Linked DNA regions of Homo sapiens: region 2 is linked to region 1. Evidence: read pairs that join two places in POLR2A ChIA-PET (ENCODE). Cell type or tissue: B cell. All regions are shown on one strand. Region 1 overlaps TCF20 (transcription factor 20). Region 2 overlaps SEPTIN3 (septin 3).

The links. Peaks named below come from ENCODE experiments on the same cell type or tissue, not always from the same donor. Only the 100,000 strongest peaks of a DNase experiment are listed, where the experiment ranks them.
Region 2: POLR2A ChIA-PET joins it to region 1 with 12 read pairs; 3 of 35 experiments call an interaction of 5 or more read pairs at or near these places.

What each region holds. Positions count from the first base shown.
Region 1 is chr22:42,168,031-42,176,030 of GRCh38, forward strand. TCF20 (transcription factor 20) reads right to left here. Exons shown (of 6, transcript NM_001378418.1): 4 at 1,817-1,866; 5 at 579-706. The coding sequence ends at 623. Among named protein-coding and RNA genes, the nearest start is that of CYP2D6, 41 kb to the left of the region's middle. In B cell, CTCF peaks have their summits at 1,111 (motif pointing right) and 1,311; DNase peaks (open chromatin) are centred at 1,121 and 4,531; H3K27ac peaks cover 2,470 bases.
Region 2 is chr22:41,972,064-41,980,063 of GRCh38, forward strand. It overlaps SEPTIN3 (septin 3), which reads left to right. Exons shown (of 12, transcript NM_001363845.2): 2 at 1-933. Among named protein-coding and RNA genes, the nearest start is that of SEPTIN3, 6.6 kb to the left of the region's middle. RefSeq lists a silencer at 4,736-4,805. In B cell, no CTCF peak of the experiment used is centred here; DNase peaks (open chromatin) are centred at 3,021, 4,698 and 5,348; H3K4me3 peaks cover 1,182 bases; H3K27me3 peaks cover 5,109 bases.

The sequences.
Region 1 (8,000 bases):
GATTTTTAAGAGTAAAATTAAATCAGATGCTAGAGTCTACTAAATCTTTGAGGATTTTTCTTTCCTTTGTACTTCTGCAAAAAGGAATCCTTCATAATACTGGAAAAAAAAGATTTCTAATAACAAAACCCAAGAGTTCTGTTGTTTTCAAAGGAAAACACACCATAAGCTTTACAGAAATGTAGTAAATTAAAAAGAAGAGACCTTTGACTGGAACCCTTTCTGAGACGGGGGAAAGAGCAGGGGCTACTGGCAAGAGATGCCCTGCCCAAGAAAGAGACCTAAAAGCCTGTTGTGTCCACTCACAAGGCCACCCCTGGCCAGCTGTGCCCTGAAGGGCTGCCTTCAGGAACAGTCACCCTGCACCCCATTGGCAGTGGACAGTTTAGAAGCCCCCACTCCTTTCCACAGATAATCTGGGGAGCTAAGTAACCAATGGAAGAACACTGCATCCACCTGGCGTTGTCATCCACAGGATGAAATGCTGGTGGCAGAGCATAGAGCGAGCAGGAGGGCAGAGGCAACGACGCCTGCTGGGAGCCGGGCAGGATGCAGGGAGCCCGGTGGCCCCGACTCACCTGTGCTTGCTGTCCTTTCCATTCCCACGAGCACACTGCCCCCCTCACCCCCGCTCCGACTGCTCTGTGCTGAGGCTGCCTTTCGCGGTCTTGTTCTGCAAGGGGGGGAGAGGGCACGGAAGGGGAGGCTGACACGGGCAAAACCAAGAGGAGACAGACAGGTGGGAGAGGACAGTGCAGAAATCAGGGAGGGCAAAGGGAGGACAGGAGTGGCACATGGAAAAGGAAAGAAAAGGCAGAGTCAGTCCTGACCGACAAACAGGAGACATTCAGACAGGGTTTTCTGAGGCAAAATGTGACCCTTAAAAAGGGGAGTTCTAAAAATAACATGCAAATTAAGTAAAAATAAAGAGAATATAAGATCCTGTGACCACTCCCCGCCCTTCCCCAGAAATAATTTTTAAAGAAAAGCATAAGCAAGCATCTTTCAGGAGCATTTTGAGGGCAGACCTCTCTGGACAACCTCCTTCTAGTACTTTCGGCCCTACTAGATTTAAGACTGCGAGTGACCAGTGACCACCAGGTGTCAGTGTGACCTCAGCCAGAGACACAGTGCAGCCCCTGCAGGAAACATCAGGTGGCAGTGGTCTCCGTTCTGATCCTTTCTTGGGGCTCCTTCTCCATATACACCCTCCCCACACACATATGTGGTATCCACAAACAGACCATTCACCCCTTACCTCCCACCCTTTCCTAAAGGAAGCGACCACGAGACCACCTCCTAAATAAACTGGGAAGTGGAGCCCGAGACAGCCCATCCACTGTGCATCAGGCTGCTTCTGCAGAAGCACAACCTGGAAGAGACTGAGCTTCCCCAGAGCCTTGTGGTCAGCTCGACTTCTAGTCTGGGAAGATGCCTTTGCACAGGCCTCAAGGCCTAGAACCAGACTTACCAAACGCCAACCTGTGAATTGGGGTTCTATTCACCTCAAGTGGAAATCAGTGGCTTGATCGAGTTAGATATTCTCACCTCTCTTAATGAACAGACAAACACCCCCTCTCCCAAAACACATTTCTCCTGGGATCCTCATAATACTCCGAGTGCTGGCCCCCATGCCACGGGTCTCCCTTCAGCATCATGCCCCTCCACCCTCCCAGGGCCAGGAGGGGACTAACAGCCGGAGGCACAGGTGGGGACAGGTGTGGGTGAGGCCCACCAACACCTGGTCTTCAGGTCTTTCAGGAGGAGCCACCCTCGATCCCATCCCTGCTGGTAGCTCTTGGGGCCTCTGACTCACCTTGTGCTTAGGGCACCTCACCGAGAAGTTCTCCTCATGTAGCAAACAATCTGGAAGACAGAAGGGGACAGTCAGATGGAGACTTCACAGCTGGACATAGGTGTGGTCATGCTGGCTGGGATTGACAGGGTCAGACATAAAGGTAGCAGGTCGCTACACTTACTTCTAATAGGAAAACATTAGAGACAACCCAAGTAAGCTATGATACCTTAACATGATGGATATCGGTCACTTAAAAATTAACATTTGAAAAGAGTTAATGGTATGGAAAACACCCATGAAACAAAACTGCTTGAAAAAACCAGGATGTACAAATGTATAAATGTGCTAATTTTATTAAAATGTTTCTACGCATTAAAAAAAGACTTGGGGCTGGGTACCATGGCTCACACCTGTAATCCCAGCACTTTGGGAGGCCGAGGCAGAAAGATCACTTGAATCCAAGAGTCAAGACCAGCTTGGGCAACACAGTGAGATCCTGTCACTATTAAAAAAAAAAAAAAAAATACTGAAAGGCTGGGTGTGATGGCACTTGCCTATAGTCCCAGCTACTTGGGAGGCTGAGGTGAGAAGACTGCTTGAGCCCAGGAGTTCAGACTGCAGTAAGCTACTATCACATCACTGCACTATAGCCTAGGCAAGCAAAACTGTCTTAAAAAAAAAAAAAACTACTTGGGAGGCTGAGGCAGGAGAATCACTTGAACCAGAGAGTCGGAGGTTGCAGTGAGCCGAGATCACACCACTGCACTCCAGCCTGGTGACAGAGCGAGACTCCGTCTCAAAAAAAAAAAAAAAAAAAAAAAAAAAAAGACTGAAAGGAAATCTATGAATATGTAACAATAATTCTCTTTGGGTAAGAAGATACAGCTGATTTAAATTTTATCTTTTCTATATTCCCACGATATCACCAATAAATGCTATTTTAAAAATCCTTGATTCTAGGCTAACCCCATTTCTCAGGCTCAAGCCAAAGCCTCCTTGTAAAAACACTTTAAAATCTAGACGCGTATTTTCTTCTCTGTACAGAGAATGCCCAGGTGTCTGAGACAGAAAGGTGGCCAGGCCCAAGAGCCCCACTGTCACCTTTGCCCCACGACCCACGGAGACACAGAAGCCTCCAACACAAATCACATAATCCACACTAAATGCTTCAGAGGAAGGTAAAATCCCATGAGGATGCTTTTAATCCTTGGAGGAAAAATGATTCATTCCAACTTGTAACATGATGACAGCATCCTGGATGGCAGCAAGGACACATCTGCCTCCAGGTGAGCTGAGCTCTCACACAAGGGTAGTGCATGGATCAGGGCAAGGAAATCTAATTAATGAGTTCACTCTGCACACCACAGCTCCTGGAGACCGACAGCCAGGTCACTGGTGCAAAACGCGGTGGCAGAATGTTAATAAATATTGATAACACATTCTCAGAGAGCTCCCAGGCACCATGGCAGGAGGCAGCCACGGTACTTATCCTTGTTAAATTTAAACTGAGATCCAGACTAGCAGCCTGTGCACCCACAGATTTCAAGTGCAATAGTAATAAGCAATGAACATACACATGAAAACTTTTCAGGTCCCGGTATCCTAAAACAAATCAAAAAGACCCTTTTATATTTGGCCAGACCTGGAACATCATAGCCTGTCTTTCGTTGGAGCCCATGAGTATCTAAGAGAGTGGGCGGCAGCCTTCTTGGCTCCGTGGGCCCAAGAGCTCAGCAACTTACTACTAACCTCCAAGCCCCTCCCCCAGCAAGCAACTAGCAAGGCAATAAATGAAATGTGTTAATTTAAAACCCACAAGTACATAGTGTGACCAAGACTCCCGCTGCTCCAATCTGCCAGAGAGTTTATAAACAGCAGGAGCCAGACAACTGGAGCTCAGGGGATATGCTCTCTTCTTACCTGGGCTCTGGCAGCAAGCACTATGCTGGCTTAGTCTCTAGTTTGGGCCAAACAGAAACAGTACAGCACACGTGGGGCTGGGCCACGCTTACGCCACAGGGGTTTATACCAGTGAGGACAGGGACCACACGAGCAGCAAAGGGTGCCATCAGAAAGGCGCAGGTGGCTCAGTTCCCTCACGGCCACAGAACAGTGACCAGCTGTGATGGACCATTAATAAAACACGCCTCATGTTAGGAAATGCGTTCCCTCTGAGTTAGAAGCAGAAAAGAGTAAGACACTATGAATGCACGCTAACGACAACTTGAAACTAATGCCAGATACATCTGGAAATGAAGTCTCCTACAGCAATCTGCCTGAGGCAGTGTCCATCTCTGACAAGGCCTCCCATGCAGGAACACTGTGCAGACAATGCCCTCCTCTGTTCTCATACATGTCCACAGGCCGTCAGGAAGCACAATTCACGTTCCTGGCAGGGGCCAGAACCACAGCTAGAGAGCTCAGAAACCTGGAGGGCACAGGGGAGCTTCTCCTCTTACCAGTCCCTGCTGGGAGGGAAGAGTGAAGAGCAGTAGGTGTAGTAAAACCTCTTCTGAGGACTCTGAACAGGCAACTGCACCTACATGGCCAGCCAGTCAAGGTCTCTCAATCTGTGTTCTTCAAGGCCCAGGCACCATCCTACACTGTCCAGAGGGCGCAGTCAGCACTTCTGCATAGTGAAGTCAAAGTAAACAGCTTGCGAGATCATCATCCAAGCTCAAAAAGACCTACAAGGTGGCCTAGTCAACAAGATGGCTTGCAGACACAAACATCAACCCCCAGAAGAGAAGGCCACTTTCATTTCCCTCTTCAAGCTCAAAGGCAGAATGGATTTACTAAGCTCCTCATTATAAGCTCTGTGAAGCTTCAGATACCCACATGCATCCACATGCTCCCAGGCTGAGGATGGTGGGCTCAAGGAGGGAGGTAGGAAAAACAAGAAGGGTTTAATGTCCTTTGGATCTGTTGTGTAGCAGACACAGACTCCAATTCACCTACACTCTACCCCAGTACTACTGTTATTCCTTATGTTGGCACACTGCAGGGCTTGGGACACAGGGGCCTGCCAGCCCCACCCTGCCTTGCCGAAGGGTAGGCTCAGGCTCCTGGGCCATAAGGAGGGAAATATGGGGCTCTTGGCACTGGGACTGGCTCCTGTGAGGCAGACGGCTGTCCCCCGGGGAGGAGTCAGACTACTGGCATTTCCTAATGACCCATCCAGGGCTCTGATGGCACCAGCAAGATCAAAGTCTGCAGCAGAGATAGCAGCTTTAAAATGCTACTGCAACGAGAGCTGCAGAAAGTAGAATTCCCAGCTGTTTTTTCATGAGAGTAGAAGAAAAAAAAAAAACCCTCCACACAAGGTTCTTTACGCACAGTGGAATTATTAATGAGCTACCACAGCCTTTTTTTCTCGTCTTAATTGTTGTGGCTCATTGCATTAAATACATTAATTAAAAAAAAAAAAAAACAGAGCTCATGCTCTTATTACTGTAACCCCCCCCACCTGGAGCCAAATCCTGTGCCTATGACATAACAAGCAACACAAAACAGCTGACCATGATGTCAGAAATGCAGGGTCAACATCAGGTGGGGGGGAAGGTGGCAGGAGTCACAGATCATGAAACAAAGATTCTGTTTCTATGGAGATGTCCCAGTAATAAAAGTCTTCCCTGAGACATCAACAGCTCTTTAAAGATCTGGGTGGGTTGACAGCAAGGCAGAGATGAAAATGTTAAACTGCTCTTTACTCCATAAGGGAGGTTAGGGATTCTCAAACCAAGGACTTATTTTTGTTATGATTAGAAAGAAAAGTCCATCAATAAACTTGTTTCCTGGATACAAAGTTACATCATACACAGAGAGCAATTTCCAAGAAGACTGTGTGGAATAATACAAGCGTCCATCCCCACAGAGCAGTGCAGGCCTCTGGGTCACTGTGACTTGGGTCATCAAAAAGACCGCAATGACCAAGACATGGTCATCTTGTGAAACTGCCTCTGGGTCCCAGGTCTCCACATGAAGGAGCAAAGTGCACAGCAGCAGAGGCAGCAAAGCCAGAGGCCGACAGCCCTACCCTCACTCCTCCCAACCCAGACCCCTCTGTCTTGCTGGACACGCGGCCACCAACTTCTGTTAAATAGAGATGCTACCAGCTTAACTAGGCAGGCTACCAAGATGGGCCCCAAAACAGAAAATGACAGACACCATTTACTCACAAGTCCTCAGCTAATAATGAGGGTCCTGCGCTTCTCTGCTGGTGGGCTGGGGTGACAACCTGGGCACAAGCTTCCACTAGAGGAGAGGATGTTCCAGTGCTCTATGGCCCCTTCCAAAAAATCCCAACCATATTGCCTGAACTTGGGTTGAGGAGGGTAGCTCTAAGCCTGTGCTGTTCAGCCACTAGCCATACATGGCCACTTAAGTTTACATTAAAAAAAAAAATTCATTTCCTCAGTCCCACTAGCACTCAATGATCACATCTGGTTTGTGGTTACCACATTGGAGAGTGCTGAGCTAGAGCGTTTCCATCATTGCAGTATGTTAGGCTGAGCTTTGCTGCTTGACATCTTAGAAGCTGGACCAGAAGGCAGGCTATCAGCAGAACGGGGGCAGCCTCCAGGGGGGCCCTTGCTGAAGTGTGCTCGGGTGGGATGTGGCACCGGCCTGTCAGCACACCCTAATGTGTCCCTGAACACAGCCTCAGTGGGGGACCACTTCTTACCCAGCTGCGAACTGGGAGAGCCAAAACTCACAGTATTCCCAATATAAAACTAACAATCAACCATAAAAAAACTTAATACTTAAAAATCCTCATATATAGCTGGGCATAATGGTACATGCCTGTATTCCCAGCTAGTTGGGAGGATCGCTTGAGCCTAAGAGTTTGAGTCCAGCCTGGGCAACACAGTGAGACCCTGTCTCAAAAAAAATTTTTTTTTTTTTCACTTAAAAGCCATTTTCTTGGCCAGGCGCGGTGGCTCACGCCTGTAATCCCAGCACTTTGGGGGGCCAAGGTGGGCAGATCACAAGGTCAGGAGATCGAGACCATCCCGGCTAACACGGTGAAACCCCGTCTCTACTAAAAACAGAAAAAATTAGCCGGGCGTGGCGGCGGGCGCCTGTAGTCCCAGCTGCTGGGGCGGCTGAGGCAGGAGAATGGCGTGAACCCGGGAGGCGGAGCTTGCAGTGAGCCGAGATCGCGCCACTGCACTCCAGTCGGGGCAACACAGCGAGACTCTGTCTCAAAAAACAAAAAAAAAAAGCCATTTTTTTCAACTAGAAACAAAACTTTATATTACTGCTCCCCCTCTTTCCTGGCCACTAGACTACAGGGAAGAAAACACAATATTACGATGTAACTAGAGGTAATGAAAATGAGAAAAGGCAACTGGTTGGCTCTTTTAAAAACTTATTTTTATTTGAACAGACCTGTTCTTGCTATGTTATCCAGGCTGAACTTGAACTCCTGGCCTCAAGTGATCCTCTAGCCTCAGCCTCCCGAGTACCTGAGATTACAGGTGTGAACCACCATACCTAGTTAACTGGTTAGCTCTCTTTCTTTTTCTTTTGAGACAGAGTCTCGCTCTGTTGCCAGGCTGGAGTGCAGTGGCGTGATCTCAGCTCACTGCAACCTCCACCTCCCGGGTTCAAGCGATTCCCCTACCTCAGCCTCCCAAGTAGCTGGGACTACAGGCACGCGCCACCACACCTGGCTAATTTTTCATATTTTAGTAGTGACAGGGTTTCACCATGTTGGCCAGGCTGGTCTCAATCTCCTGACCTTGTGATCCGCCCACTTCGGCCTCCCAAAGTGATGGGATTACAGGTGTGAGCCACCGTGCCTGGCCCAACTGGTTAGCTCTTGAAAGAGAAGGATTTAACAGCTGTACTACAGAATATGGCAGACCATGACCCAGGGTAAATTACACCTTAGACTCAACATGAAAACATTTGGAGGAAAAAAGAGAACAGAAGGGATGGACTAAAACCCAAACTCCCTGAACTGACATTTCAAGGCTACTTCATTTTTGTTTTGAGATAGGGTCTCACTCTGTTGCCCAGGCTGGAGTGCAGTGGCCCAACTGAGGGTCATGCAGCCCCTCCTGGGTCCTTCCATCTCAGCCTCCCTGGGTAGCTGGGACTACAGACAAGGGCCACCACGCCTGGCTAATTTTTTGTATTTTTTGTAGAGACAGGGTTTCACCATGTTGGCCAGGCTGGTCTCGAACTCCTGGGCTCA
Region 2 (8,000 bases), 200 kb before region 1:
TAGCCTTACCTTTCCAATCCCGGTTAGCCCAGAGTGCACCAGTCCTTGCAGAGCCAGGCTCGTTGGGCCAGGGGCACCTTGTCTCAGTGACTGACCACATGCCTACCAGAGCTTCTCCAGGAAAAGGCAAGCCCCGGGCCAGGGGGATCCCCAGACCCCGGGGGCGTCTCCAAAGGGCCAACACGACTGTGAATTTGACTGCTATGGACACAAGGACAGACGCAGCCAGACATTTAGCCACAATGGCCACCAACAGACCTAGCTTGGCTATCAATTTAGCCACACCAAACACATCCCAACTGGACACAGGCACAGAGTTCCCTGCCCTGGATATCAAGCTGGGCACAGCCAGAGACTTGTCTTCGGTAGGGACAGTCAAGTCAGGCAAAACCGTGAACTTGGCTACAGCAGGCACAATCAAGCCGGGCACAGCCATGAATCTGACTACAGTTGGGACAACCAAGCCAGGGATGGTCATGGATTTGATAGCCTCAGAACCAGACAAGCTGGGCAAAGCCATGGCTACAAGAAGCACAGCCAAACCAGATATGACCACAGAGGGTATAGCCATGGATTCAGCAACATCAGACCCAGTCAAGCCGGACACAATCACAGCTACAGTGGGCACCAGTAGGTTGGAAACAGCCATGGCTTTGGCCAGAGTGAACAGAGCCAAGCTGGGCACGGCTAAGAATTCTCTTGCTTTGGACACAAGCAGGATGGGCACAGCTGTGGGTTCAGTTGTGCCAGTAACCCCAGACCCAGCCACTGGGAAGACCACACTGGGCAGTGTTAATAACCTAACCATATCAGACGTTGCTACATGCCTGCTAATGCCAAGCAGATCCACAGACCTAGCCCTGGACAACACTAATGCTGCCATGGACAGAGCCACAGAGCCTGCCTCACTGGACCTGGCCACAGAATACAAAGGTAAATGCAGAAACTTGGTTGGGGATGGACTAGGCTGCCGGGAGGGGGAGGTGTGTGAGCTTGGAGATGGATCATGCTTGCATGGGTTGAGAAACGGAGGAAGGACTCTAAGGTCAGGGTTGAATGGGTTGGGAGAAAAGGAAATGGGGGTTGTAGGGCCAGACATAGGGACTGTACCCTGAGCTGGGTTCTAACCTGCCAGTCTGAGGTCAGGCTGAGGGAAACTATCAGAAAGAAGGTTTTGGCCAGGTGTGGTGGCTCATACCTGTAATCCCAGCACTCTGGGAGGCTGAGATGGGAGGATTGCTTGAGTGCAGGAGTTCAAGACCAGCCTGAGAAAAATGGTGAGACTGTCTCTACAAAAAATAAAAAATAAGGGGCTGGGCACGGTGGCTCACGCCTGTAATCCCAGCACTTTGGGATCTGCCCAAGGCGGGCAGATCACAAGGTCAGGAGATCGAGACCATCCTGGCTAACACGGTGAAACCCCGTCTCTACTAAAAGTACAAAAAAAAAAAAAAAAAAAATTAGCCGGACGTGGTGGCGGGTGCCTGTAGTTCCAGCTACTTGGGAGGCTGAGGCAGGAGAATGGCGTGAACCCGGGAGGTGGAGCTTGCAATGAGCCGAGATCATGCCACTGCACTCCAGCCTGGGCGACAGAGCGAGACTCCGTCTCAAAAAAATAAAAAAATAAAAAATAAGGGTTGGGCACAGTGGCGCACACCTGTAATCCCAACATTTTGGGAGGCCAAGGCGGGTGGATCACTTGCGGTCAGGAGTTCAAGACTAGCCTGGCCAACATGGTGATACCCCGTCTCTACTAAAAATACAAAAGTTAGCCAGGTGTGGTGGCACATGCCTGTAGTCCCAGCTACTTGGGAGGCTGAGGCACGAGAAGCACTTGAACCTGGGAGGCAGAGGCTGCAGTGAGCCAAGATCGTGCCACTGCACTCCAGCCTGGTGACAGAGTAAGACTCTGTCTCAAAAAATAAAATAAGATAAAATAAAATAAAAAATTAGCAGGGCATGGTGGCATGCATCTGTGGTCCCAGCTACTGGGGAGGCTGAGGTGGGAGAATTGCTTGAGCCCAGGAGGTCGAGGCTGCAGTGAACCATGATTGTGCGACAGAGCAAGACCCTGTCTCAAAAAAAAAAAAAAAGAAAAGAAAAAGAAAGGTTAACAGGGGTAACTTGTGGAGGAGCAATTATGGTGAGTCCTCCTTTCAGCATCTCCCGGGATTGTTTGTTTCCTGAAGACCTGGAATAATCAGGTGATCAATAGGTGTGTCCACCTTTAAAAGCAGTGGCTCACACCTGTAATCCCAGCACTCTGGGAGGCTAAGGCGGGTGGATCACGAGGTGAGTTGTTCAAGACTAGCCTGGCCAGGCCAGGCGTGGTGGCTCACACCTATAATCCCAGAACTTTGGGAGGCCGAGACAGGTGGATCACGAGGTCAGGAGATCAAGACCATCCTGGCTAACAAGGTGAAACCCCGTCTCTACTAAAAATACAAACATTAGCCGGGTGTGGTGGTGGGTGCCTGTAGTCCCAGCTACTTGGGAGGCTGAGGCAGGAGAATGGCGTGAACCCAGGAGGCAGAGCTTGCAGTGAGCCGAGATTGCGCCACTGCAATCCAGCCTGGGTGACAGAGTGAGACTCCGTCTCAAAAAAAAAAAAAAAGAAAAAAAACTAGCCTGGCCAACATGATGAAACCCCGTCTCTACTAAAAAATACAAAAAATTAGCCAGGTGTGTAGGCTGAGACAGAGAATTGCTTGAACCCGGGAGGCGGAGGTTGCAGTGAGCTGAGATTGCGTCACTGCACTCCAGCCTGAGCGACAGAGCGAGACTCTGTCTCAAAAAGAAAAAAAAAAAAAAAAAAAAAAAAAAAAGCAAGCCTCCTACCTCCTACGTGAAAATACTGACTAGCGCTTTAGGAAGTTGTGATTTGTCTAATAGGTAGTCTCTGCAGCCTCCTCTGGATGTGAGATAATGACCTCACTCGAGACTTTCCAAATCCATTTACGCTCAGCCTTTTAGGAAGGTATCTGTTGCTTAAAAGTTGTCTTACCTGAATGTCTCTTTCTTGGTCCCCCACCCCCAGCCCTTTAATCCTGAAAGGTAAGTTGGAGCCTTGTATATATGGAAGTCCTACACAGAACTCTAAAATAGGGCAACACAAGGGCTGGACATTCATTTGGTCTTAGAAAGCCTGTGACATGCCTAAAGTCACACCAAAGCTGGCTGGTGGCAGTAAGCTGATTGGAATCCAGATTGTTAAAATCTCTACTTTGGGCAGCCTCATTCCCAACATTTCAAGGGCTCAGAGTTTTTGGGTCTGGAAAGGTGCCTAGAAGGCATCCAGTCTAATGCCTTAATTGAGTCGTTAGATTGTCAGACCCCTTTCCCTCCACCCCACACACTCAGTCTGGGCACCTCACCTAAATTCTGGTCTTCACTTCTCCCTACGAGATCTCAGCTCTCCCTCCATCTGCAGCCCAGCCCTGTCTCCTGAAGTGCAGATGTGGGCAGCCAGCAGCCTGCTAGGCTTATCTACCCGGATGTCTCCCGGGCATGTCCAGAGGTAGCCCTTTTCTTCTTGAACTGACTCCTGCCTCCCTGATCTCACTCTCTCAGCTGTAGGCATTGCCTACCTTTTATTAGGTGCCTAGAAACCCGGGTATCCTCTTCTTCCTCATCTCTCTCTTGCCATCTCATCCAGTCTACTTCCCACCTTGTTGGTTTACCTCCTCAGTACTCAACTATCTGGCTGGCTGTCCCCTCCTCTCCATCCTTCTGCCCCTGTGAGGCCACCTCCCACCCACCAGCTTGTTCCCTGTCCACACACAACTGCTGCAACGACTCCCACATTGAATGGCAGCACTTTCGGCTTAATATTCGTCAGTGACTCACCATTACCTTCCATTAAAATCCAGCTTCCAAGGCTGCGTGCGGACTTCTCCAGCCTCTTATTTAGCTCTACACACCTGTCTGGAATTTTCTCTGCTTCAGCGACACCAAGGACTCTGGGCTGTCCACCAGCACCACGCAGCTCTCACCTCTGGAGACCCTCACCTCTGCTGTCCTCTCTTTGCAGAATACCTCTCCCTTTCCATTCTTCCCTTCCACTCCCATTTGCCTTTCCATCTGGCCCTCATCTCCTCCAAGAAGTCTTCCAAGCCCCCTCTCCCCAGGGTGCCCACCTGCCTGCACCCTCAGTTCCCTGTGTGCACCCCGGCCCCTGCATTAGGACATTCCATCTTCCTGTCTCCTCCACTAGACCCAGAACCTTCGAGGGGAGGGATGGTTGTCCTCACCCCTGTGAGGCAATATGCTGTCCATTAGTATCCACTGAATGCGTGAAATTTTTTTCTAATGGGCAAACTGAGGCTCAGAGAAGTTCCTGTCTGGCTCAAGGTTATTGGTTCATCATTCTGGAGCAGGGCCTGGAACCCGGGCCCCTGACTCGGCTCTACAGGCACCCGCGCAACACCCCAGCCCCCGCGTGACTCACGCGCGCTCACGGCCGCCCGCAGCTGCCACTGGTCCCCTGCGCCCCTCCGCCCGTCCCCGCCGCAGCCCAGTGGGTAAGGGGCGGGGAGCAGGTCCAGCGGGGAGAGACGGGACTGGGATGCAGGCACCTTTCCGGGCCTGGCACCTGGAGCCCGCGGGGGCGGCTCCTGGACCGCCCGCAGCGTGGACCCGGGACCAGTTCCCGCTTGCGGGCGCGGGCGCCGCGGGAAGGGGAGGGGCCCTCGGCGGGGCCGACGGGCGCGCGGTCACGTGGTGCGGGTGGCAGCGGCGGCGGCTGGCGGCGGCGGCAACGGTGCGCGCGGACAGGGGCGGCGCGGCGCCGAGCGAGCCGAGGCGAGGTCCCGGGGAGGGCGCGGCGGCGCGGGGCGCAGGGGCGGCGCGGCGGGGCCGCGGGCCGGGCGGGTGGGAGGAGAGCGCGAAGGGGCGAGGCCCGTTTGCAGGGGCCGCTCGGCCCGGGGAAGCCCGCGCCCCGCTCAGCCTTGCAGCCCCGCGCCCGGAGCATCTCCCTGGAGGAACGGAGACAAAGGAGGATTCATGTCCAAAGGTAGGGCGGCCGGCCAGGCCACCGGCACCCGCCAGGAGGAGGCTGCGGCCCCGGCCAGCGCGGCTGGAGGCGCTCCTGGGGGAGGGTTTCCGCGCCGAGGAGCCCACGCGCGGTGACAGATGCGCGGACACACGCACACACGGTGGCACCCACCTCGAGAGAGACAATCTTGGAGAGAGGCAGACATAGGACGCGGGGAGACGCAGGGACCCACGGACACGCAAGCAGGGACCCAGATGCGCACAGAAAGCCCCATGCTGGAGTACACCAAGACACGCACACACACACACACCACGCACAGGTGCCAGGGCCATGCCAGCCGGATGAGAGACCTGTGCACTGATACATACGTCCCCTCCCCCGCAACCCCTACAGGCACACGCTGAGACAGGCACCAGCTGGTGGTCTCCAAGGGAACCCGTTGGCCTCCAGAGGACTGGGATGGGGGAACGGGTGTCCCAGGGCCCTCTGCTCCTGCGAATGGGAAAGGACCGAGAGAGCTTTCGTGATTCCTTTTCCCAGAGCCTAGGGCTGGAACTGGGGTGGGCTGGAATTGCCTTTGTGGGGGGCGGTGGGGTCCTGAAGGCTGCGGGGGGCTGAGGAAGATCCATCTTCAGGGTGGAAGGAAGAGGGGGGGCCTGCACTAAGCAGGTGCTATTTTGGAAAAGTACCCTCCCCCAGCTGCTACCTTCCTAACACAGGGGTGGGGTCCCTGGGCCAGACAAAGCCAAAGCCATTCATTTGCCTGTAAAAGGAAGTGCCAGGGTCTTTGCTTAGCATGGGAATGGAGGGGCTGTTTCTTGGCTGCAACCGAGTCAGGTGGATGGTGCCTCTCCCTGGAGCACTGATGGGGCAGGTAGCTTCTGGCAGAGGGTGCTGCAGGCAGATCCCCCTTCTCCAGGGGCCCTAGGAGAGCCAGGAGCTGAGGGGGGCCCCAAGGACCATCTAGCCAGGATGGCAGACTTGAGCTGCACCCTGCTGTGACCCGAGCTCTTCCCCACCCTTGGGGAGCCCCCCTCCAATCCTTGTTGCAGAGGAAGGAGGAGGTCTCAACAATTCTACTCCCTTGACTGTGGCGGAGACAACAGCCATTGCTCACTGGGGGGTCAGCTGCTCTGCATGGGGAGAAGCATCTGAGGGAAGAGAAAGGTGATGTGTCTGATACCTGCCTCACTCTGAAGTTCTCATTCACTCATCATTCATTCATTCACTTATTGAGGAGTGCCTGTGGTATGCTGGGTAGACTGGGGCACAGAGATCAATAAGACACGGCCCCGCCCTAAAGAAGGGTGAGAACTAGTACGTATTTGTGCCAGATAATTTACATTCTTCATTCTGTATAACCTTCATAGAAACCCAGCAAGGTAGGTTCTATCCCCAGTTGTCTGAGCAGAAAATGAGGCTCATAAGGGTCACCCAGCCAGGATTCAAGCCTGGGTCACCTGCCCATCTGACGTTGACATGGTGGGACCAGGGGAGTTGTAGGGACAGAGGATGGAACTACAGAATCCAGCTCCAGAGCAGCATTGGTTCTGTGCCCCAGAGGTCTTTGTTTATTTGTCAGGCACCCTTACCAGACAGGGGGCCCTCAAGGGCAACAACCTTGTCTGGGGTACATAAGTGTCCTTGGAATTTCGCCTAGGGCTTGGCTGGTGTAGACCCCCATTTGACAGCATATGAAATGGCCTAGATGGGATGGAATGAATGAATGAGTGAATGTGATGAGTACCAGAAAATGTGCAGTGGGCACAGAAGAGGGCCATCCACATCAGAAGGCAAAGCAGAGGCTTTCCTGGGAGTAGCAGTGGGGCTGAATGCTGGAGGAGGAGGAGGAGGAGGAGGAGGAGGAGGAGGAGGGAGCCAGGGGTTGGAGGGGGAACAGGATCTTCCAGCAAAGCTTGTGGCACAGTGACCTGCACACATTTACTGTACTTGGGGCTGGTGGGTGGCTTGTTAGCATGTGACTGGCATGTCACTGGCATGTGGTGGGGAGGCTGACTTGCCAGCAGGCGCTGTGTACAGTGCACACAGTGGGTGCTCATATGTGCTTGTTGGAGGAATGAAAGTGAGATCTACCAGGTCCTGGTCCTGTAGTGGGCCTGTGGTAGCCCCTAGATGCTGCTTGGGGATCTGGTAGGACCCTCTCTCCATCAGGGTCTATCTTTTGGGCGTGCTCTTTTAGGATGCTGCAGTTGACAGGCCAGGGCGGAGCAGGCCATGGTGAGAGCACACACTTTATAGGAATCTTTACACAACCTCTCATAAGTAAATACAAGGCATACTTTCCAAGTCTGTAAAATGGGGATAAGACCACCCCCCCAAACCATGTGGCTCTATCTTATAACACAGGTTGAGACCAAATGGGCTCAGCTGCAGAGGCATAAGGGGCAATGGAAAGGCCCAGCTTGTGTGAGCAGCTGGGCAGGAAAAATGGGGCATTGGTCCCAGTGCAGGTGTGCTGAGTGGGGCCTGTGAGCCACGTGCAAGAGTGGAGGAGCAGGGCCAGGCTGCTGAGAGTCAGCTGCTGCAGGGCTGGGCCAATCTTGCTGCCATGCGGAGCTGCCTGGCTGGGAACAGCTTCCTGGGAAGCAAGAGAGAGCCATGCCAGGCCCTGGGGAGGTCCTGAGGCTTTGGCAGATTTGGCTGTGCCTGGGAGTGACAGAAGAAAGAACAGTTTCCCATTGGGAGAGAGGGTCTTACCAGTACCGGTGGAAGGACCAGGTGGAGGGAGATGAGAGTAGGCTCCTGGCTGGGTTTAGGGGTGGGAAGGGAATACTTCTGTCCCCTCTCCCTCCCGCCCATCTGCTGCTCCATCAGGCCTCCCTGTAAGGTTGAGACTCTGCAGGGTGTTAGTCATGAAACATAGGATTCTAGAACGGCAGAGCTGGAAGGTGTCCTCAAGAGCACATGGAGTCCAACAACCATGCTTGTGTAACTGGCATCTGGGGACACCTTCCTTTAACCAATGCTTTCACATGTACTGTTTCAT